Regions from separate parts of the Mus musculus genome. Here regions 2 and 3 are each linked to region 1. A link is a loop called in an ENCODE intact Hi-C map of the cell type or tissue named here. Cell type or tissue: gastrocnemius. All regions are shown on one strand.

Region 1 (8,000 bases):
ATCTGACCATCTCATCTCCTTACCTTGAGGCTTTATGCTCTGTCTTTACATGGGTCCTGTGTGAGTTGGACTTGTTTCTGTCTGGTCAGCCTGTGGCACTTAGGTATCGTTTGCAGCCAGGCAGCTGCTGTGTCCTAGGCCCCAGGACAGGGCCGGCATCAATCCTTGCTGATGGACAGGACCATGCCTGGAGAGACAGAAGGATCCTGCAATACTGTTTCCCTTCTGCCCATGTGTGAACCTTGGAGGCTTTGGCTAGAGAAGAGAGCCCCATTGCAGGCCACCCTTGGTGACAGCCGAGTGTCACTGCTGTCTCTGGGTGCTCGAGTAGTCCTGTCATAACATTTGTTTAACAGGCAGTGTGTGCTAAGCCACACTGCAAACAGAGAACTGAAGAGGGGGGCTTCCTGCACACTGATTCCTTCCCAGTCATTGGCCTCAGTGCCCTGCCAGGCCCTGCCAGGCCCTGTTGGAGCCTGGCCCTTCTGGCTTGCCTTTCAACCAGGCTTACCTCTCAGCTAGGCCCTCTCCTGCCCCAGGTATGAACTCCAAATGTTTGAGTGTTGTTGGACTTTGAGGCCTCCATTTTTGCCTTTCTAGAGCATAGAGTCCCACAGGGTCCTTTCTTAGCACTCCTGACTTCTGAGAGTCTCAGTGAGATCACCCTGTCTTGAAGGACCCTTGAGTCTCGACCAACCAATGCCACCAGGAAGCCTGATACTCCCATTGGATGACGTATGAGATAAGAGTGGATAGGATTTACACTAAGGGCCTTATGGCAGGGCCAGACTAGGGGATCAAAAGCAGTTGTGTACCTGTACACCCAGGTCTCCCTTACTGCCTGCCTGCCTGCCTGCCTGCCTGCCTGCCTGCCTGCCTGGTGTTCCCAGTTTCAGACCCTGCCCTGGATCTGAACACAGCTGAATGCCACTCTTGTCCCTGAGTACAAGCACAGTTTGTCCCTAAGTTATAGCACAGGATGTCGGGGGTTCCTGGCTCATGGACTGTGTTCCTCCTCCACTGCTCTGGGGCTTCTTTCCTTAGCACCCCCCCCCCCCCGTCCCCTCCACTGTAATTTGCCTCACTCCTTCCCATTGCTCGCACACCTGGGAAACCTGTCTCTCTGTGGCACACCCTCTCTAAGTGTCGCCCTTCCTCAGCCACTCCTGTGTGGTGTGACTCCCCCATCCCACACTCCCGCAGCTCAGCCAGTCTGAAACACACAATTTAGCACTTAATTACACTCTGCTCACTAATTATTTTGTGTCTTCTCTCTTTAGCTTGCCTGAGTTCCCCGGGCTCTGTTCGGTGACTGGCTTGGCTCTGGTCTCGCTCTCTTTGCAGGGTCCTTGCTCACTGGGCCAGGGGCTACTCTGGTCTTTGTCTAGAGCACAGGTGTCTACACCTATAGGCCTCAGGGTGGCTGGGATAAAGATGGTTCCTGTACTCTCATGTGTTACCAAATTCTACCCTGCCTAGGGGACAGTAGTGACTGCCCATCTCCTGCCATGCCACTGGGATAGGAATCTCTGGAGCTCTTTAAACTCTGACCACACCCTCAGCCCACCTGATCCCTCTCGTTGCTTTAGAGCTCACAGCCTTTAGATTCCTGGCCTTTAGATTCGACATCCAAAACATATTCAGAATCTAATCACCCATACCCCAGACTTATTAGCTGTGGTTGTCACTGCAAACAAAGGCCACAGCATCACTCCCTCTTGGATCTCCAGCCCCCACGGTCCACCTCACTCCTCAGAACAGTTCATCTTCTCTTACAAGGCCTGCATAGTTGGCCCTACAGCCATCCCCACCTCTGTATTCTGCTAGGGTCTCCAACTTCCCAGCCATGCAGGATGGCAGTAAGTGGCTAGTTGCTCTCAGGTCCTCAGTTGAACCCATGTCCCAGGTGTCTGCGTGTCAGTGTCCCTGGCTCATGTCATTCAAGTCTGTGTAGATGATAGCTCCTTAGAGAAGCTGGTCTCCCGAGAAGGAAATCAACAGAGCCATGAGGGAAAAGGGGAGAGAGACAGATTGCAGAACTGGCCCCTAGGCATGCAGAGGTCAAGCACCTTAGAGCTGGGCTGGGCAGCTGGAAAGAGGTACCTAGCTGTTCAAATCTGAGAGCATCCTGAAGCCTTTCTTCCTGCAGGAGAGATCAGCCTCTGCACTCTTCTGGCCTTGATGGATCAAGTGAGACTGACTTGATGGATCAGTAGACTCCAATCCATTGATTCCTCAAAGTCCATTGATTTAAATATGAACCTTGTCTAGAAAACACCCTTGAAGGAACTTCTAGGACTGACTTTTGACCTCAGCTTGAGTATTGGTTTAACCTGGCTAACTTGACTCAGAGTTAACCACCAGGGAAGTCGTAATTACACAGCACCTATGGGAGTTTCTCAGGAGCCCCGATCAGATAAGCAGGGCCAGCATTCCAGCTGCAGAGAGATGCCTGGATGGGACATGCCCCTCCCTACAGGGGACAGCTCTGCAGGGAGGGCAGCTGATCAGGGGCCACCTGATCCCAGCCCTGTCTCCTCCCTGCTTCCATCACCTGTATTTCACCCCATGGTCCCCCCTTCTTCCAGCCACTATGAGTCTCCTGGGATGTGAACTCCTGCAGGGATAGGGCTGTATTCTTGCCTGGACCTGTGACATAAGAGGGCAGGGTGATAAGCAGCTGGCAGGTGTTGGCTCCATCTCTGAGACATTTCAGGAAGCTGGTCCTTCAGTGGAATGATCAGGGTCACAGGACTAAAGTCCCCAGGTCTGCGCTCAGGGAAAAAGAGGACCCAGAGGATGTCAGAGTGGAGTGTCAGCCCAGGGCAGGATACTGACCAAGTTGGTGAAGGCTGGGGGTATGTAGAGGATTGGGGTGCAGGCCTGAGGCAGAGGGGGTCAGAGGAGTTACCTCCCCATTCCCCATGGATGACATAAGCTGCTCCTGAGGTCAGAACCTCATACAAGATGGTTTGCTCCAAAAGACGTGGCAGACCAGGAGCTGAGTCTCTCTTGTGGGTCACTGTGCCACGCGCAGTGTCAGGCGGGGAAATGGAGACCAGTAGACAAAGTTGTGGGCTGGATTAACACTGCAATGGCGGTGGCTACAGAGGCGATCCAGAGCCAGAAGGAAGATCCTTATGTGAACCTGGGTATAGACACAGGGCCAGAAGAACCCTGCAGAAAGAGGCATTTCCTAAAGTGGGTCAGAACATGCACCAGTGCACAGGATCCATGGCAATGGCTTCCTGCCCCTGTCAGGGGTTAGCCTCATATTTGGATCTGGGCCAACCTTTCTGATTCCCACAACTTGGACAGAATGCTGCTTAGAGGTGGGAGTCAGATTTTGCCTTCTTTGTAGCAGCCCGGCGGGAACCTACCGCACACTCTAACTCCAGGCCGTGCAGAAAGGTCACATGTAGCCAGCCACACAACTTGCATCCTAGCCCAGCCCTCAGTGATGCTTGTGACAAAGAAGCTCCAAGTGACTCTTAATCCTTAGTGGCTGCAGTCACCATCAGCCCTCAGCTTTCCTACCCCCCCCCCTTTTCTCCCCCAGCTTCAGACCTGTGGAGGTGAGCTACCCTGCTGGGCTCTGTGTGAAGTGCTGTCCCTCAGAGCTGAGCTCAGAGGAAGCTGTTTAATGCTGGGAAGTCAGGAGTGGCTCACAGCAGAGGTAACTATAGTAGAGCCCTTCTCCTGCTGGTCCCCACCGGATCTGGGCCACTGACATTATTAACCTGGAGCCGGACCCAGCAGGGAGCGGGTGGACCGGGAGCCCAGGACCAGAGTACCACTGCTTAACTCATCTTATCCCATCTTAACACTTAACCCATCTCTATCAGAGACTTGGAGGAGCCTGTGCTGTGGAGAAAGGGACTAAGGCTTGGGCTGCATCCAGTCAGTGTCCCCACCTCCCCCAGTCTGTCTCCTTCATTCATTAAACAGGAAGCAGGAGGCTCAGAACATGCTGATGATTCAAGCGGGGCCCCTGGCTCCCGTCCCTGCTGTGTTAGCTCCCGTGGGAGTGTATGCACAGTCCTCTGAGCCAACCTCCTGAGGAGGTGGATCTGTGCCCCGTGACAGATATTGTCTCCCAAGAGAGCCCCTCTGAGGCCTAACTTTTGCTCTCCAGGGGAGAGATGCTCTCATAGCCAACTGTCTCCTCATAGGGCTCACTGATGCTCATCTGTCTCCCTCCTCCCTTATCACTTGGACATCCCCATTCCTGCTTAGCTGCCCTAGCTTGCCTCCTGCCCCAGCCATGGGCACTACAGAGACCTCAGAGCCTTATGCTGACTGCACCAGGCTTTTCAGACTCTGTGGTCCAGGCCATCCAGACAGGCCTCTGTCTTGTCTCTTGACCCAAGCTTGCCTTTAGCTTAGTTACAAGTCAAACTCCAGCTTGTTTGACAGCTGGCAGAAACAACCTCATCGTAAATTAAAGGTCTGCACTGTTCTGGAGTCTAGAACCAAGCCACAGCATCCCTGTTCACGGGTGATGAGATACTCTGTTTTCCACCTGTGTTCTTCTGATTTCTGGGGAATAAGCCAGGCTCCTATATTGCCTGAGGCACAACACAGTCAGCTGAGGCTTTGAGGTTCTCATTGGTGTCCATGGGTGAGGCAAGGAGCAAGCTGGGGTAGCTCAACAGGAATGGTGATGCCCAGGTCTCCGCTGACCTGCCAGGCACTGTTCTTCAGTCTTTCCTTGCCTATCACACCTCTGATTTTGAAAGAGGACTGCTGGTTTCTTTAGGGAACTCCTTGAGTTTGGTGACTTGGTGGTGGTATCTCATTTCTGCACTGACTTGTGGGCTTTGAGAAACCACTGGGGTGAAGCAGATTCCTCTTGTGTCCGCTCAGGCATTCATGACACCGTCAACACTACTACATCACCTAGCAGTATCCATTTCTTATCTATTTCAGCGCACCTTGGTTATGTGACACGTTGCCACTAGGGGGAGCTAGGGGAGGGCTTTTCAAGGATTGAACTTTGGGGGGGGGGAGAGGGAGAGAGAGAGAGAGAGAGAGAGAGAGAGAGAGAGAGAGAGAGAGAGGACAGAGAGGGAGAGATTCTTCAGTAATAAGCTCACAACTATTTCCAAAATAGTTTAAAAGCCCAAGATGCTTAACATTTTTTACTGCACTTTCATCTCTGCTGCAATACAAACTCACTATAATGGTTTGACCTCCCAAAAAACCTGCAGTTGTGGCAGCCCTGGGGAAGAAGTGTGCCCAGGGGTTCCTTGGAGGGTAACATGCATGCCTCTCACTACTTAGTTTGTCCCACATAAGGATATAAAACATCGCTGTCCCCCGGGGGAGGGGAGGATCTTCAGGTCCGTCGGCATCCGTGTATATGAAGCACAGGGGACCCATGAAGCGCAGGGCTGATGCCGAATCTTTCACTAAGCATTTGTCTCCCTTATCTCCAGCCCTGCTTCCTGAACAGGACGACAATTCTTAAGCCACTTGTGCATTTTGTTAGGGTTAGTTTAATTAAATCCAGAGATGATAATCCACAAATCCACTTACAGGCCATGTGAAGGAGGATGAGCCTGGGAGAGGCCAGCTCGAATCTGTCGCGTGGCCCCGTGAAGGGACAGGGTTGCCTGATGAGGAGATTGGACTTTTGTATGCTCTCATATGCCAATTTATTTTTTTGGGGGGGAGATACACAGTAGAAGTTCTAAATTTCTGTTCTCATGCCCCGTGGTAGGTGTAAAGTTTCTAGAATGTTCTTGTAGTATAATTGCTGTGGCTGGGTCTACATGGGGAATTGAGAGTCTCGAGCCACTATGGGCTATCACACCTGAGCAGGCAGAGGTGTTTTGCATATGCTGGGTGCTGGCTTGCCCTGGAAGCTCTGAGTGCTCAACTATGTCAGTCCCTAACTGGTCTATGGCTCCCATCTTCCCCTTGCTCCTACAGAGCACAAACCACAGTGCATGTCAAAGGGCAAGAGCTGCCACCTGTGGCCTCTGAGGGTGACAATGGATCTTAGCTTCATGCTGTTGGCACTATTGTGTCAACTGGTATGCTCACTTAAGGAGAGGGCCAGGCGCTTGGATTTATTCCTGGAATGGGAGACACCCCACCATGCCTAGGACCTGGTCTTATTCCTGCCAAATTGTACATCTGTTCCTTTTTTAGTCTCCAAGGCCATCCCTGGTTCAGCCTGTTGCAAGGTTGTGGTCTTCTACACCCAGGTTTCCTTTCTAGACCTGCCTCCCCAAGAGAAATCATGACACTCCCTGCTCACAAGCCTTCCCAGGGACTGAATTCCCTGCTGAGCATCCTGTCCCTGGGCAGCAGCCACTGTGGCTCCCTGTGATGGTTAATCTTCCTTCCCTGTGACTGGATTTAGATCACCATGGGAACACACTTCAGAGCAGTCGTTGAGGTATTCCCAGCGGTCAGCTGGGGAGGGAGAGCCCGCCCTGTGTGCCAGGGCCCACTTAAAAGGAGAGGATGAGCTGAGCCCCAGAGGGTCATCTCTCCGCTTCCCAACTGTGGGTGCACTGTAAGCAGGGGCTTCATGTTCCTGTTGCCAGGATTTCCCACTGTGATGGGCTGCACCCTCAGACTGTGAGCCACAATACACCCTTCCTTAACCTGCTACCTGTCAGGTAGTTGTTCAAGGCAAGGAGGAAAGCACCTAACTCACATTTCTTCCTCAGCCTTTGGATGACCCCCATCACTACTTCAGTTTCTTCTTATCAAATGCATCCAGGTCAGGGTCTCTTGGGATACATGTGCCTGTCTCCTCTGTAAAAGTCCTAGGGTCACTTGCTGGGTACCGTGGTGCATGTCTTTAATTCCAGCACTTGGGAGACAGGTAGGCAGATCTATTAGTATGAGGCTAGTCTGATCTGTGTAGCAAATGCCGAGGGGGGGGGTGCATTTTCAGTGTCCCCAGCAAAGGAGATAAAGTGAAGCACAAAACCTGGTTTAGCTCTGGACTGAAGATGGCCTCTAGTCTTCTAGATGATGTGGGAGGTAGGGATGGATGGGGTGGGGAGCATTCTTAGGGAGAGGATGTGGTTCTCCTTGGGTGTCCCATTGTACCTACCCTGGGTGGGGGGTCCTTTTGATCTCTAGTAAAGCCTGGTGCGGCCCCTCCCTCCTCTGCAGAGCAGCAGGCATCTGGGGTGCACCTGTGCCTGTGTTTGTGTGAATCCAAGCCTCCTGTCTTCCTGCTGTGTCTGTCTGGGTAGTGAGGGGTGTTTATATACAGAAGCCTTGGATTGTTTGGGTGTACTCTGGTGGTGTGAGTGTGCTGTCGGGGCCCAGCGCCTGCCTGCGACTACCATTGTCTGCTTCTGCCTGCCACTGGGCCTGTGGGTCTGTGTGCCCAGCTGTCTGAAGGGTTGTGGAAACATGTGGGGGGGTGCACTCAAGCCCACCAGCCCCTGCCCTTCTCCATACTCTGCCTGCCAGACTGAGTTCTCATCACCTAGCAACTGGGGACTCTAGTCAGTGGCAGCCTCTCAGACAAAAAAAAAAAAAAAAAAGGGTGGTTTCCTGAGGGGAGGGGGAGGGGAACACAGAGAAGTGGGGGAGGGGCATTGTGGAAATCCCATGTCAGCTCAGCAGACCCCTTATCTATCTGCTGCTCTGTCTTCTGTGTAAACCCTTCCCCATTTTGTCTTCCCAGGTAGGCAGAGGCTCGCTGAGGACCCGAGTCCTCAGGCATGCTTACCCTTTCCACAGAAGCTGCTCCCACTAGCCGTGGAGCCTCTGTGGGCTTTCATGAACCTCATTTGGAAGTGAAGACAAAGATGACAACATGGGTGTGGACCACGGGGTATCATCTGGTTGGCCTTAGAGTATAAGGCCTTAGACCCTCAGATCCAGGCTGGTTTGGGAGCACATTCAGGGGAGAGCAGGCGCAGAAGGTGTGGAGGGTTTGTTTGTTTTGTTTTGTTTTTTTTTTGTTGTTGTTTTTGTTTGTTTTTTGTTGTTGTTTGTTTTTTTTTGCTTCATCTCTCCCTCCA
Region 2 (8,000 bases), 75 kb after region 1:
TATGCTTTGTCTCCAGGAGCCCATGAGGGGTTTGACTGCAGAATCTTACAGTGAATGGTGTGGCTGTCTGGGAGCTTACCTGGCTATGAATGGTGTGTCTGGCTGGGAGCTTACCTGGCTATGAATGGTGTATCTGGCTGGGAGCTTACCTGGCTATGAATGGTGTGTCTGGCTGGGAGCTTACCTGGCTACGGTGTTTAGAGGTGGACTTTTGAGGCATGAATCATAAGATTAGATCAACAGCGTGGGGCCCCATGGTCAAATCCCAGTAGCTTTGTAGAAATGGAGATCCCTCTCGGAGGACCTCGCACTCCCTCCCATCACTAGATGTAACCGCAGAGACCTTTGTTTGAACGTCCAGCCACTAGCACTGTGAACTAGATAAACCCATTTTCTTTATAAAGCCGATCGCTGTGGGTCTTCTGTTCTAGCAACAAAAAACTGACAACCATAAATGAGAGATTAGTTATGAGCTGCTGACAAATCGGTGCATACAACTGTCAGGACTTACAGAAGCCTGTTTATTTGGGAAAAAAAGAAAGGCTACAAATAGCCAAGAGTGAGAGTTCTCCAACAAGAGCATGAATTAGAAGCAATTAAAAAAAAAAAAAAGCTCTAAGGTTGAATGTATAAATGTATACATAAATTTGAAAGAATAGAAATTGAAAGAACCCTCCTGAACTGTTCACAAAGGTTAGCTCCAAACGAACAGGACAATGGAGCCGGACAATGAGCGTGATTGCAGAAGAACGCTCATGTTTGGTTCTCTGCAATTCGGAACTGATTGACTATTTTGACAGGGAAAAAATATTTTTGTACTACCTTTGATTCTTAAAACCGATTTTAAAAAAAAATTAAAAAAAAAGATCGTGCCAGTCACATTTTTTTTTTGACAATAGAAATAAAACTGGAAATGAACAAGAGGACAGCATCCCTAAATCTAGCCACTTGGAAATTTAAAAACAAATCTAAATAACGTGAGTGAAACAATAAATCAAAACTGAATTATCAACAATTTAGAAATGAGCTACAATAAAGGCTCGCCATAAAAGCCCCCAGGATACCGCCCAAGCCGCGGTGCTTAGAGGAAAATGAATAGCTCTAAATGCAGTCATTAGAAGGAGGAGAGATTGAAAAGAATTCAGCTTTCACCTCAATAAGCGCGGAAATGAACATCAAAATAAATCCAAAGAAAGCCAATGGAAGAAATTAATGTAGAAAAGGAGCACGAATTAATGAAATAGAATAAAACAATAGTGGGCTCTCGCTATAAAAATGAAATATAATGCTTTGAAAACAGCTGATAAACTAAACCAAACTAGCACATTTGAGCAAGGAACCACACACTAGCCACGGGCATGAAGGGGCCTTCCGGATGCGCCGCTTGGTAGAACACAGGGAAGCACAAAGACCAAATTTTACCAGTAAATCTGATTATCAAAAGCAATCAAGGCGGTTTTAAAAGGGAAGAAATGGGTCTGTGCAAGGCGGAAGTCTTCCTCAAGCTCCACCCCGGCCCTGCCATCGGGGATGCCCTCGAACCATCCCCCACACGGTCACGGTAGCCGCGGTCCCTGAGGGCTGAGAGGGAGGACTTCACAGGCTGGATCTGGTCCTGTGGACAGCTGTAGGTAGTCGTCAGTGGGGTTCTGCCGCATAGTCTTGGGGGAGGGTAGACCTCGGAGCGTTGTAGAGCATGTTGGGTAAGTTTCCTGCTGGCTGTTAGAGCCTCAGTCCACAGCCAGGAACCACGCCTGATAGTCCACACTGAATCAGGATGAGATGGGAAAAATAAAGAACAAATACATCCCCAAAGAGAGCTAAGAGGGCAGCCCTAAAAAAGAAAGGGCAGCCCTAATAAAGAAAGAAAGACCAAAAAAAAAAAAAAAAAAAAAAAGGAAGGAAGGAAGGAAGGAAGGAAGGAAGGAAGGAAGAAAGAAAAGACCCAGGTGGGGAATTTGTACGACATCTTGCAAAAAACCAAAAAACAGACTGGGAACCCTGTGTTCATTTTTCCCATTGTTATGTCTTAGTGAATGGAAGTTTGTGAGTCATGGGTCCAGCACTGAGTGGGTGGAACACTACATGTTTATAGGCTGGGGCTTTCTTAGGAGCCTCTGAGTCCCTCTTCTGATGGTCTAGATCCTTATAGTAGAGACAGAGAAGATGGGGATTAGAAACCAGGAAATGGCTAATTCATTCATTCATTCATTCGTCCCTGTGCTTGTCCTGTTTGAAGCATGAAGACCACAACAGTGATCAGGCAATCCCTAAGGCCTCAGTGGTGGTTTGGGAAGGAGTCACAGTAGCAACGAATGACCAGTTCAAAGGTCCTGGGGCAGGAGCAAGCCGGCCATCGCAGGGAGCAGTTCAGAGGCCAGGATAGCTAGAATGATATGGTTGGTGGAACAAATGAAGTCAGAGCCGGGCAGGCACCGCGACCACTCAAGAGCTCTCTCTCAGTGAAGATTACAGACAAGATCTGATGTGCTCTTTAGAAGATTTTTCCCCCCAAGGCACAGGCATGAGAAGAAGAGGTTCAAGGTCAGAGTAGGGTCTAAGGTCACTCACTGTCTGGAGGTGGGAATGGAACCAGGGTGTGGCAGTGGAGGGATCTTACACTGACACATATCAGTGTGAGTCCGGCAGGATTGGCTTGTAGTTCTCTGTGGCAGAGCTGGAGAAGTGCAGGGTGGTACCCAAAGCACCTCTGCAGGTTCCTTGGGTGAGCACCAAGGCTCTGGATTTCTGTGGGGAAATAAGAAAGAAATCCTGAGGATTTCTTCTGTGGGGCTGGGCAGAGATTCAATCCTGGTGGGCACAGGGTGGAGGGTGAAAGAGCAGCCCGGACAGAGTAAGGCTCAGGGGGTGTGACTGGGACTTGGGTCTGGTCCTGCACCTGCTCTGACCACCGTATCTTTCAACCCCCTACTCTACTCTTTGCGAGCACAGTTTGTCTGCTATTAACTGGCTAGGCCCCCCAGTCACTAGCCTCGGCTGAGACTCTGCCCTGGCTCCCCGCCTCCCTGCTGTGGCAGCCTCTGGGATTCACAATTTCAGCCTGACACCATAGTAACCACTTAGTGCGGTTCAAGATTCCAGTGTCATCCCTGGTCGCGCTTGAATAGGATGAGGCAGGGTGGGGGAGGGGAGGGCCCTGCAGAACCGCAATTATTTCTCAGTTGCCAAGGAAAATGTAAACAGAAGGTCAGCCTTGGCGGAGACTCTGTTTTATTTTTCCCTTTGTAGGATGGGTTGATTTGGGGAGATTAAATTGTGTGTTATTTTTCTTCCTGGGCTTCCCATCCTCCCGTCGGCCCGTTGACAGAGGCAATACAGCTGCAGAGACTGGGACTGAGACTGCACCGCAGCTGCCGCTCCAGCCTGCCCGGAAGCTGGAGAAGCCCCGCCCAGCTGTCCCCACCCACCAGAGTGCAGCCCCGGAGCCTGACCTGGGATTTTAGCCTGAAGTCAGGGCGAATAGTGTGGGTGTGAACCCTCGGCTCAGCAGAGGAACCAGCCGAACTACAGGAAGCTAGAAGAATGACCTGACAACTCACAGAACAAGGGAAAACAAGGAATTGTGCTGATTTAAGTTGCTAAAGCCAGGCAAGGTGGCTCATGCCTTCATCCCAGCACTTGGGAGGCAGAGGCAGGCAACCTCTGTGAGTTTGAGGCTAGCTTGGTTTACAAAGCTAGTTTCAGGCAGCCAGGGCTGTTACCCAGAGAAGCCCTGTCTCAAAAGAACAAACAAACAAACAAACAAAAGTTGCTGAGACTCGGGCTAGTTCCTTAGGTGGCGAAAGTTCCCTGATACATCCTACTGTTCTCTCTGACCAGGAGGGTTTCTTTTGCAGGAGAGGGAGTCATTGTCCCCGGTTTCTCACGCTCTGGATGGCGACTAGGCCTCCCTCGGGAGGCAGTGGGGGCTCTGTTGCCTCGAGGAAGTCCTCCCTCGCCTTCACTGTAGACCGTATGCATACCAGATTGGAGTTGTCTTTAGTTGTGTGCGTGGGACTTCTACTTTGAACTCTTCCAGAGAAGGGTCCTGCCATGTTTGAGGTCCCAGCCCTGGTGTCAGTCTTAATTTCAGTTGCTGCATCGGGGACCTGGGAGAGATGCTTTCAGATAGACTTGGCTGTTGCCTCTGGTCTCGGGTTATCATCTGGCCTGGAGGCTGGACCCTGTGAGGAACCAGCTTTACACTTGGCTCAGGAGCACCAGAATCCATCAGGACTGAAAAATACTGCCTGCCATCTACCTTCACCAAGCCTTGAGCTGACCTTATTAGACAGCCGCAAGAGGGAGAGGGAAAAGGAGAGGAGGAGGAAGCTGCCAACAAGGTTTCTGGCATCAGGGGGCCAGTTTCTTCAGCAGCTCCTGAGTGCTTCTTCCTACATCTTTCCTGGATATGGGAATCACAATGGAACCAGATGTGAGCTGGAGGGTCCTGATGCCAGTTAGCTCTGCACGGCCAGAGCCCTTTAACCATGGCTTTAGGAAGCCTGTTTACTGTGGAGACCCAAAATTAACTTTGTGCTGCAGGGTTAGGCAGATCTAGCAGCCTCCTGGCTCAGCAGCAGGGAGAACTCTGGTGGGGTGCTTGCTCTCTCTTCCTGACCTCTCCCACCAAGGATGTTTGCACTTTGTAACCTGGGTGCTACCCAACCTCCCTCACCCCCTGGAGGATCCAGCTCCATGCTGCCTAGAAAACCCAGCCTGGAGGCTCCACAGGCCACAGCTGGCCCTGGTGGAGTGTGCCTGCTCACTGAGCTCCAAGTCCTTCCTTCGCCTCCTCTGAGCCCCATTTTACCGAAACATGCACATGGACAATGGATTCTCTGTTTTGCTGGCACACAGGCTGTTCCTGCTCAGGTGTTTTGTTTTGTTTTTTTTCCCTTTGCGGCTCCTGAAATCAAGTCTGTTTACCTTACGCCATGATCCTTTCAAGAATCAGAAAGGGACCTATACCTTCTCACCTCTTCTAAGCAACCTGCACTCCTCTGGGAAGGCAGGTACACAACCCTTTCTGGCCCTCCATCACTCCTGCTGTGTGCCATGGCACTATGCACACACCCGAGTTTCCTGGCCACCCTTGGTGCCCATTGCACAGAGGCAAAGTAGAGGCTTACAGAAGATAAGAACCCAGAGCTGGTGCAGCCTTTCTGCACATCCATGCATGTGGGTTTCAACAAGGACTCCTGAATGCCAATGAGCACCCAGAGGAAACAGTAAGTGGGGGCAGGGTACGCAGTGCAGTGGTAGCATCCCTTCTGCAAGCTGATCTTCTAGCCACACTCTGGTACCCAGAAGGATCGCTGGGAGAAGCAGGGTGGGAGGGGAGGAAATATCAACTCCAGGGTGGCAGAGGCAGTCACTGAGGCTGTGCATAGCATGAGCATCGTGCTCTGTTCTTGATGCTGTCTGAGCGTGTCACTCAGCAGAGCCCTGGCTGAGAAGCAGGTTTCCTGACTGGAGACTCGGCAGCAGCAGAGGGTCTGGGGTTTGTCCACACACAGCTGCTGCTGTCTAGGGTAGAGGGGCTCGGCCTTGAGAGCCATCTATTCATGCTTCTTGTCTCTCCCATGACTCTAGGAGGTGGGATGCGGATGACTTGTTGATTTGGGCCAGAAGACTGAGCTCTGCCTCTCAGGAGCCCAAGTCACTAGAGGCCCCGTCTGAACCTCAGCTTTCCGGAGGCCCTGAGTGAGTGGCCTGCTGCGTAGACTGTGACTCACAGAGTAGAGGTCCCTGCTATCCTCATAGATTCCTGCCCTGAGAGAAGAGAAGTCTGACAGAATCCCAGAGCATGCACACTGGCTCTCAGTCACTCCCTTCCCTGACCTCAAGACTATGTTATCCAATGGTGTGTCCTGGAAGGGAATGGGCTTGCAATGAGCATTGGAAGGGATCATAAGGAATTCTGATCAACTTCTACCTGTGGAGACTGATGGTCACAGAGAGCTCAGCCTTGGAGGAAGGGCATTTCCCAGGCAAAGCCTGTGGCCTGGACAAACCTGGGCTCTGGGGCAAGCATGGAGGGGCTAGTGTAGCTGGTAGGCACCTGTTTCAGGAGGGTCCCTGCTGAATCATCACAAACCTGGAGGTACTGGTGTCAGGTCCAGCCATAGCCACACCACCACACTGCCGCACTGCTCTTTTCTGGGACCTTGGGTAGTACCAGCCTCCTGGGTGGCTGCTCCTCTCAGGTCTCCAGCAGCTTAGTCTGTGGCCCTGCCCCATTCTCCCTGGTTTGGATCAATTGCCATTTATCTGCCTCCCAGCAGGGCTGGTATGGGGTTATGGCTAGAAAGGGAGAGTGAGGGGTGACATGGCCTCTGCAAGAACTGGCTGTTATCTAGTGTGGTGCTGAGAGTGTTCCCAGGCTAAGTTTTCCCTCCAAGGGTGGTAATTGAAATATGCCAACTAGTCCGAAGTGACCCAGCCCGTCAGCAGGTTCCAAGCCACACCCTGGTGTTCGGTGGTAAGCAGAACCTCAGAGGTCCTGGAGCTCAAGGATAGACAGGGGCTTAGAAGTGGAGGGCAGTGTAGTTTACAGCCAGCTCCCAACTCCTGTGGTGCTTATTGTTCACTTTATTTATGTGTGTGCCTGCTTTGCTTGCACGTGTCTGTGCACCATATATGTGCCTGGTACCCTTGGAGGCCAGAAGAGGGTGGAAGATGTCCTGGAGCTGGGGCCACAGATGGTTGTGAGCCACCATGTGGGTGCTGGGAATTGAACCCAAGTCCTCTAGAAGAGCATTTATGTACACACGTGCGCACGTGCACACACACATACACACAAACACACACTGGCTATTTTCTTCTACACTCTCTATACTCTCCCATCTTGTGTTTTAACCCTGTCTCCCGTGGGCCTCACTGATTTGGCTCAGGTGGCTGGTCTTTCTGTCCCCGGTGCTGGGATGACTGGCATGCATCACCACACCCAACTTATTACCTGGGTGCTGGAAATCAGAACTCAGGTCCCCATGTTTGCGTGGCAAGTGCTTTGCTGACTGAGGGGCACTCCAGGGAGTCACTGCAGGCAGGGAGGCCGGTAGGGAACTTAATGACAAACTCATAGGACAGGGCTGAGCCAGGTTGAGAAAATGGCTGAAAAAATAGATAGCAGAGGTGGAAAGGACCACAGGAGAGGCCCATATTGTGAGTTTGGGCCCAAGGACAATTAGCTGATGGATTTCCAGCTTCATCGTTTCCATGGAGCTAGGGACAGAGAGTAAGCATCACACCCCCCACCCCCCCCACCCCACGGCAGCTGACAGGGGCAGATAATGGGTCATACAAGGCTCCTCAGGCATTATGTAGGGTGAGCCTGATTTATGTCAAGTGTGGCTGTTTGAGTGGTTTTGTGTGTGTGTGTGTGTGTGGTGTGCTCATGTACACATGTACGTGTGGATGAACGAGCTCGAGCTTGTGTGCATGCACATATGTGTTTCCTGCATATGTGCTGATGTGTTTGCCCTGCAGTCTTTGTCTTCATTCATCCACCTGCTTCTCCAGCCCTGCCTGCCCCTCCCCCACCTTCCCCTGGGCTCAGCCTCTTGACAACGGTTAGCTCTGCACAAGTGGAGGGAATTTATCCGCTTGGCTAGGTCCTGCTCCCAGGCACGAGGGACCATGGCGCCTTCAATTACACCAGGTGCAAATTCATTCCGTCCAAGTTCAGGGGATGGGGCCCAAGAGGGGCTGCCCTCCAGCCTTATTGCAAAATGCATTATTTTCCCTCCTCTCTCAAAAATATTTATCTATGCTAATTTAGTATAGAAGCCAGCTCAGTTCTGCACGGGGGAATTGCCCTATTAATTCTGCCACTTGGAAATACTGCGCCCGGTTGCAGAGATGTGCCTGTGGACTCCTGGGGGGACCCTGGGCCAAAGCAGCTTGGACAGCTCGGTGGAGGATGGGGGTGGGAGGGAGGCTGTCTGTTGAAGGGTACCAGGGATTTGTGTCTATAGAGCCTTTGCAGAGTGGAAATT
Region 3 (8,000 bases), 390 kb after region 1:
CATAAAGAGCGGCTCCCCAGCACACTCCTGTGTGGGGTGGTAGGGTATGAGGCTGGGATTGGACCTGTCAGCCCTTTAAGGGCTATCTAGCTATTTTCAGAAGCTCCATCTCTTCTTGAAGGCAAGCCTGTCTCTGGAGCCAGCACCAGGCAAGGATATCTAATGAGCGACACCCCCAGTGTCCTTATGACTGTAGACACAGAAATCCTTGAGATACTACCCTCACTCACACCAAGTGCGATCATGATCTGCTGGATGATCAGCCTAGAGGCCAGCCTAGCCAGAAGTCCAGCATCACGAAGAGCATGCTTTCACCACAATCACCAGCCAAACACTGACTCCTGATGTTCCTTATCACCAAGGGACAGAGGAACCCACAGACTGGTGGCAAGGAGAAACAGGGACTGGCAGGGTAGCCTCTGCACACTTGGCAAGAGCCTGCATTGTCCCTACCCTCAGCTGTCATCTGGCTTTGTGCACTGCAGGTGTGGGGCCAGAAGTAGGGCCACATTACTCAGCAAGGTGAGCGGGGCAAATGCTGGCGCTCAGGCTGCTCCCATGGCCCTGAAGGCCCACCCCTGACTGTAGCAGTCACTCCTCACAGAGGCTGCTGCTGGCTGAGAATGCCTAGGCCAGAGGCTAGCCCAGGTGAGCCCTTGGCAAGCCCATGGTGACTCTGTACCCAGATGTCCTAGCCCCTTATTAGCATCTGAGGCAATTAAAGAGACAGCTGCTAAGGAAGGAACAGCCAGGAGCATCGATCATCCCTAGACCTTCAGACAACACTCCTGTCTTTGAAATTATGTTTCATTTGCAAACTTGGCTTCATTAAGTCAGCTAGGAAGTGGGAGGGAGGGGGAGCAGGTTGGGACTCAGAGCCATCAATAGCTGCCTCTTTTGGCAAACACTCCCTCATAAGGTTTCCCCAGGTTAGATTGCCTGCCCTTAGGTTCCTGAGCAGAGTAAAAGGAGCAGAGGCGGCAGGCCAGTGCCCAAAGCCTTGGATGCAGACCCGTCCAACCCTAATGCATCTGCCCCAGCAAAGCCAGGGCTTCTAAGAGAAAGCTCAGACCCAGAAGGACCTGAAGGCCTGGACTATCACTTTCACCAGTCTTTCCAAGACCGTGAAAGAGCAGTCAGAGATCAGAGCCCAGGGAGGAGGCCGGCCCAGAACAAAGCAGACCTAAGCCTAGGGCTTTCTCTCTCTGGGTCTCATTTCCCTGTCCCATTACAGGGGAAAGGTAGGGCCCCAGCTTCCTCTCAGCCCTGCTGAGAAGGTGCAGAGAATAGTCCTTTCATAGAGAGGCAACAGCGCAGGAGGAGCATGGCAGTAAATGAGGCACGGCACCAGCTTTCCATCTTCAAGGAGAGCCAAGTTGACCCCTACCTCATACCATGCACTTGTAGCATAAACGCTACAGATGATGGAATGTTGTATTTAAAATACCACCCCCCCTTACCAAATTAAAAAAAAAAAAACCCTAGAAAATACACAATTGTGGCTTCAAAGATGAAGGTGGCTAGTCAAGCAAGTTGTTTAACTTGTAGAATAAACGGCAGCCAAGAAAGCATGCTGTCCGTACTCATGCACATCTCCAGGGATGGTGTCACAGCACCCAGGCCAGGAAGGCTCTAAGTCAGCACAGCTTATGCTGCAAATGAGGATGCAGCTGTGCTCATTCTGGAAGCCCTCACAGCTCCAGCAGAAGGCTGCTGTGTTGGGGAGAATTCACATTCCCCTAACACCCTCTGCCAGTGTGACAGAGGACAGTGAAAGTGACAGTACCCTGTGCCACCTGAAGACATGGGCCTAACCCTCCTGGGGTGGGGTAAAAGGAAGTGAGGAGCAGGGTGGGGTACCAGGACCCCTGTGAAAAGCACTGGGGGGGTAGGCGTGGCAACCACAGCCTTGGAGGTAGGAGGGGTAGGGGGTGAACTTCGGACCAGCACGTCACTACAGCCAGACCTCAAGACAAAAAATCTGAACAAAACCTGTTCCTCTACCTGTAGACATTTGCTTCCATTCAGTTCAGTGACCCACACTGAATATTGATGGCTGTGACCACCAGAGCTGGGGCCCTGCCCCCTTACCTCACATTGTTGACAGTGTAGTGACAGACAGGCAGAGCAACTACCTCCCTCATACATTCTAGTCCCAGGCATCTGTGAGCAGGGGATGGGCTCAGACCCTGCCCAAGTGCAGACTCATGAGAACACCATGCATTCTGCTTTCTTTCCCTTCTGTTCTCCCCAGGCAAACTGAGCTGTGTGTGGGGGATGGCTATGCTGGCCAGGCAGGGTGATTCTCATTCTAGGAAGGGACCGCTCATGCTTCTCAGAGAGTTCTCATGGCTTAACACACCCGCATCTCTAGTTGTCCATTACATACTGTGTGCTGTAGCTGACCACAGCAACTGACCCGAAGGAAAGCTCAGTAGCGGTGCAGGCCGCACATGGCTGTCAGAAGACACAGCTCTGCAGCCACACACCTGGTCAAACCAGCCAGCAATGCAAGGCCTTCATGGATAATTCTGCTTAGAGGGCACCCCCACATCAGTCAAATTCATAGGCAGAAAGGAGAAAGGTGGTACGGTGGAGGGAGAGGAGAGGGACAAGGAGTGTACCATGAAGACAAGACCAATGGTGCAGAAGATGTTGACAAGGGCTGCACTTTACAGATGTATTGACTCTGGTGACCTGTACACTCCAGAGGCTGAAGCACGAAGGTCATGAGCTCCAGGCCAGCCTGGGCTATCTAGGGAGGCCTTGTCTCAAACAATAAGATAAGGGCTGGTGAGATAACTCAGCAAGTAAAGAAGCCTGCTGCCAACCCTGCCAACTTGACTCCGATCCCTGGGACCCACATGGTGAAAGGAGAGAACCCACCCCTGCAAGTTGTCCTCCCACTTCTGCGTGTGCATTGTGGCATACACCCACATAATAAAGAAAAAAATGTAATTTCAAAGAAATCTAAAAGGTAGTGTATTTTGTATTATGTATGTTTTAATCCAGTAAAGCATTTTTAAAGTCTGTGGCATGGTAAAAAGAGACCAACTATTGAACCGTGAAGGGGTGAAGGAACCCGTCTTATGACTGAAAGAAAGCACTCTGGAAAGCTATGTAGAATGTGAATGGAGCCTTAAGACTCCAGAGAAGGCAGAACTATGAGCAGGAGAATCTGCTGCAGCTCAGGGAAGGGAGGCGCTGAAGTGTATCTTCTCTCAGCCCACAAAGCAAACATGTATCAAGAGGCCTATGTGTGGCACCATGGCCACAGATGGGGAAGAACAAGCCCAGGCCAATCTGGCTCACTCCTGAGTATCAGTTTTCACTGTACAGCTAAAAGGGCCACACAAAAACCAGAGCCGAGGAGACTGAGAGGACCTGAGAGTAACCCTGGGGTAGTCGGCCCACTTCACTTCTCCCTTTGCTGAGCTTTGCTGCCTCCCTTCTTGCTGCTCCCCCAGTCGCCTTGCTCCCCACCCCCATCAGCATTCCTACACCCTGACTGCTCTGAGACAGATGCCCTCCGTGAGGCCATCCCAGATGTCTGATGGGCTCTGCTCCCCCTGCCCCACACTGACAGGTGCAGAGCCAGCTCTGCCAGCTTCCAGTGGCGGCCTGCCTCCCCACACTGCAGCAGCAGACATTGCAGAGCTGGCTCAGGATCTGAGACCAACGGGGTGAACTGCACCCGCTCTCCTCTTGCTGTGGAGAATGATGATCAAACGGGGTCAGCGCGTGTCAGGACCCAGCATGGGCACAGCTGCTGGAGCGCTGACGCTTTTGCTCGGCCTTGCTGCTTCTGGTTCCGAGCCTGCTTTAATGGCCATGTAAACAACTGTCCACAGAGCGGCACTTTCATAGGAGATGTGCACATAGCTATCATTGGGGCCGCTGTACACACAGGTCCCCTCTCCTCAGCTGTCCTTGTGCCATCCAGGTCACTTTTCTTCATCTCTGGTCCCTCAGACCTCCCGTCTCTTACTCACTGCCATGTCCTATCACTGGCTTTCCTCCCAGCAAGTAAAGGCATCCCACCAGGGATCTAGTTCTGAGCAGACCCACGTGCTGGCACTTCTGGCTCATCCAGAGCTCAGCAGAAGTCTACTGGGGAGGACAGAGTCCAATGCTGGCAGACTCAGCACCAGCCCCACCCTTGCCACTGAATCCACAGAGCACTGGTCAGGGCTGACACACACAAGTTATACTCCCAGGCAGACCCACTGTTACCGTAACTCGTGACATGCATCCCATTGGCCATGAGGTCAGAGGAAGCCAGACTTTGGAACTGTGTAATTAACCAGTCTCTTAGGTGCAGGCAACCAGTTCAATCAACCAGCCCACCCTGGCACCTGCAGGGATTGTGGGAGCTCTGGAGAGCCAGAAGCCCAGGATAGACTCACACCCCACCATGGAGCACTCAAGGGCCAGTGTCAGGCCCTCCCTCAGAAGCCTATCTAGATGTATCCTCCTTCTGAGGCTGGCAGCCAGCTCCAGGTACCAAGCAGAGATCCAAGCTTATATCTAAACTCGAGCTTGGGCACTGACTTCAGAGCGTGAATGTCTATGCTCTCTCTGTAGCAGCAAGTATCAACACAAGAAACAGCTAAGAGCAAGTAGTCTGGGTTGCTGCGCTGGGCCCTAGGACCTAGCCTCTGTGCCTTCTTGGCTTCCTCCCCTCCCCAGCCCTTCCCTCCACTCATTAGGCCCCTGAGGCCTACCTTGAGGAACTTATACAAAAGGAAGGTGAACCAGTTGGTCAACATCTTCTCTGCCACTGATTCGGTCCTGTGGGGAGGGAAGCAAATGGCAAAGAGGAGTCGCTTTCAGCACCCAGCAGGCAGGTCCCCACAATCCCCACAGTGACCCCACCAGCCAAGCTTCTCTCACTGTACCTCCGTAACAGGAGCTTGGGGTGGTTCTTGCTTTCTAGGTTTTTCTCGATGAGGTCAGACAGCAACTGCTTTAGCACTCCTGTGGCATACTCCATCTCACCCTGCAGGGCTGTCATGATGAGTGAGGCCACGTTCCCACGGTCACGCATGGAGAAGCTACGCTGGGCCTCTAGTGTGCGGATGAAGGTTAGCAGGAAATGCTTCTTGGTCAACAGCTGTCCGAACAGTGTCAGCGACTTCTCCACATTGGCCTGCACCTGGGGGCACATAGGCCTGCTCAGACCACGGGGTACATAGCTCCAACAGCTAAGGCAGGGGAAAGGTCTTCTGGGACACCGAGCTACTTGGGCCTGGAATACACAGGTAGACCAGATTGCCCTCACTGCACATTGAAGCTCAGTACCTAGATCCTCCAAGGGACCCAGGCAGGTGGATGGCAGAAAGGCCCACACAACCAAGCATAAGGAGAGGAACCAGGATCTCAGGCTAAAGGGCAGTTGGCTTGGGTGAAGCCTGGGGCACTGTTCTATGCTTAGGGTCTCCTTCCAGCCTCCTGAAGCACTATGAGCAATGGTGTCACCCAAGGCAAGCTACCTGCTCCAGAAATCAGGCCCTTGCCCCAGAGCTCAGGGTCCCAACCCTGTGTTGGCACCGATATGGGTCTGACTCCATACTCCCAACTTGGCCAAGCCCTGGAACTTTCTCTGGAAGGTCATACCAGCCCCCATTTCCTTGGCTGCCCACCAGCCCCCAGGGACCTCTAAGGTGGCAGTCCTACCTCCATCTCCTTCAGTACAGGATGGTCCTCAATCCCAGGAAACAGCACTCGCATGGCATATGTGCGGTAGTCAAGGAAGGGGATGCCAGCACCATCCAGGTCACTGGTCAGCTCATGGATGTCCGTCTGTAGCTCTGCAAAAGCTGTGGCCAAATGTGGGGTCAGGGGCAATGTGAGATTAAGGACAGCACATTTGAGGTTCCTCTCCCCCTTCTCAGTCCTAGTCTGCCTACTGTGTGGCCAGGATCACTGGTCCTGACCTTAAAGAAACCAAGTGCCTTTCTGTGCCTCAGTTTCCCTAGTTTAGGACAGAGGGGCAGGGCAAGCTCTGGAGCACCTAGCAGGTTTGGTGAAGTGCCGTAGCTTCACTTCCTGGTTGCTGCCAGGCATCTGGCCTCCCCTCTCTAGCAGGTCTTGGCCCTGCACAAGTTGGCAGAGAAGGTATCCACGTACACTGGATGTTCAACCTCCCTCTGTAGGTTGGAACCAAGGGCCTTCATTCTCCAGTCCTGGCTCATGTCTGCTTCCTGTCCACCAAAGTGGTCTACAGGGCAGGGTCCCAGCCAACCATTCGACTATCTAGGACTCTCAGGGGCTAAGCATGATCACCTGTATGTACTCTTGCCTCACTATGGATATCCAAGGGAGTGGGCACTGTTTCTGTGCCCATTCGACAGACCAGGAGACAGGATACAAAAGATTAGGTGGCATAAAATTATAGCTAAATTATAGCTGTATAGAAGGTGGTCCTTTTACCAGTGGGACGATTCTGCCATCTGTCATCTCCCTGGGACTGAGCCAGACAGAGCCCATAGGTGGTGACTGACTCAGCACTCAGACTACCTCCCTGGCTCTGGCCCTACCCATCTCCCTGCTGACCTTCCTTGCACTCGAGGGCCACCCGTGACTCCAGGTTGTCCATCTGGAGCTGCAGCCGCTTGAGGGTACGGTCAGCATCCCGGGATTTGCGTTTGTAGGCGATGAGCACAGCCACGATGACCAGCAGCAAGAGGCCACCCCCACCACCGATACCCACAATGGCCGGCAGTGTCAGCAGGCTGTCCGAATACACCTGCAGCATCCCAGGTGAGAACTCGAAGCCCCCGGCCCGCACCTGCCAGATGGAGTAGAGGTACTCAGAGGGCATCGGCCCCTCAGAGCCCGAGGCCCTGTGCAATGGCCCTTCAGTCTCCCACAGCATCTATCTACCTGCCTGTGGGCAGTATCTTTCCAGCAGGTGACAAAAGTGGATAATGGTGCAAGATGCTGGGACATGAGCAGACAGATGCCCAGCTAGTTAACGCTAGTCGTGAGGGGGAAAGATGGCAAGGCAAGGACTGAATGGGGCCTGCATTAGAACTCAGCTCCATGGGGATTTTCTCAGAGGTGGGGTTGCTCTAGTGGGGGAGGGGTCAGCAGGTCAGGAAGATGGTTCCAGGAGACCATAGATAGGCTGTGACAGGGATTTCCTGGCCCCCTGCATAAAGAAAGCTTAGGGTATGTACCGTGACTTTGTGCTGCCCCGTGAGGTTGGGTGCTTCACACAGCAGCTGTGTCTCAGACACGGTGAGGATACAAGGTGTGGAGCCGATGAGCACCGTGTAGTTGAGCCGGGAATTGCCAGGAGCAGGTGGCAGGAGATTCCGCCCCTACAGGGGTCAGGGTAAAATGAGGGCAATCCTGAGGTCTCTCCACAAGCCCCATCCCAGAGCAGCCTCTGCAGCAGGAGGCCACAGTGGCTGAGACCTACCTTGAGGATGAGCGGGGAGCTGGGCTTCAGCTCCAAGAGCCCAGTAGGGCTAAGTGGCTCCAGTACAGGGTCCGGGTAGTAGAGGAAGGAGGAGCTGTTGAGTACCAGCAGCGTGCGCACATTGTCCATGATGAAACCAATCTCATCTGGCCGCTCTCCCAGTTCTGGCGGGCTGCGCTTTGGGTTGTCTATAGACGGCGCCCGGCACACCATGGTGGTGTCATTGTACACCATGCAGCTCTGGGATACAGGTACCAGGACCTCAGGCAGGCTTGCTCTCCCATTGTGGGCCAGCTACCCAATAACAGCCCCACCCTGGGAATGACAGCTCCCTGTGTAGATGATCTAGGCACCAAGGGAGAGCTTGCTCAAGATGTCTATTCTTTTGTAGTCTGAGGGCTGGACAGGCCCAGGGATCAGCCCTAGCTGACCACTTTGTCCTCAAGGCCTCAGCACAGACAGGTAAGCAGGGGAGGCAGAAGCAGGGGTGTTAGCAGCCGTGGTTACCGGTCGAGGAAATACCCATATGGCCAGGAGGGGAGTGAGAACAGAACAGAGTGAGGTAGGGGATCAG

Evidence for each region. A loop is a pair of places that touch in the nucleus more often than their neighbours do. Peaks named below come from ENCODE experiments on the same cell type or tissue, not always from the same donor. Only the 100,000 strongest peaks of a DNase experiment are listed, where the experiment ranks them.
Region 2: a loop joins it to region 1, with 2.7 times the contacts of the local background. A loop is called at or near these places in 18 of 42 quality-filtered maps.
Region 3: a loop joins it to region 1, with 2.9 times the contacts of the local background. A loop is called at or near these places in 4 of 42 quality-filtered maps.

Annotation. Positions count from the first base shown.
Region 1 is chr6:88,931,006-88,939,005 of GRCm38, forward strand. No RefSeq gene overlaps it. Among named protein-coding and RNA genes, the nearest start is that of Gm36354, 4.9 kb to the right of the region's middle. In gastrocnemius, a CTCF peak has its summit at 4,932 (motif pointing right); DNase peaks (open chromatin) are centred at 3,262, 4,949 and 6,092; H3K4me3 peaks cover 26 bases; H3K27ac peaks cover 776 bases.
Region 2 is chr6:89,005,643-89,013,642 of GRCm38, forward strand. No RefSeq gene overlaps it. Among named protein-coding and RNA genes, the nearest start is that of Gm36639, 14 kb to the right of the region's middle. In gastrocnemius, no CTCF peak of the experiment used is centred here; DNase peaks (open chromatin) are centred at 3,021, 3,414, 7,567 and 7,845; H3K4me3 peaks cover 682 bases; H3K27ac peaks cover 764 bases.
Region 3 is chr6:89,324,660-89,332,659 of GRCm38, forward strand. It overlaps Plxna1 (plexin A1), which reads right to left. Exons shown (of 32, transcript NM_008881.2): 18 at 7,427-7,666; 19 at 7,182-7,325; 20 at 6,556-6,790; 21 at 5,677-5,819; 22 at 4,899-5,155; 23 at 4,725-4,791; 24 at 1-27. Among named protein-coding and RNA genes, the nearest start is that of Gm40415, 33 kb to the right of the region's middle. In gastrocnemius, a CTCF peak has its summit at 3,246; DNase peaks (open chromatin) are centred at 3,634 and 6,523; H3K4me3 peaks cover 522 bases; H3K27ac peaks cover 1,542 bases.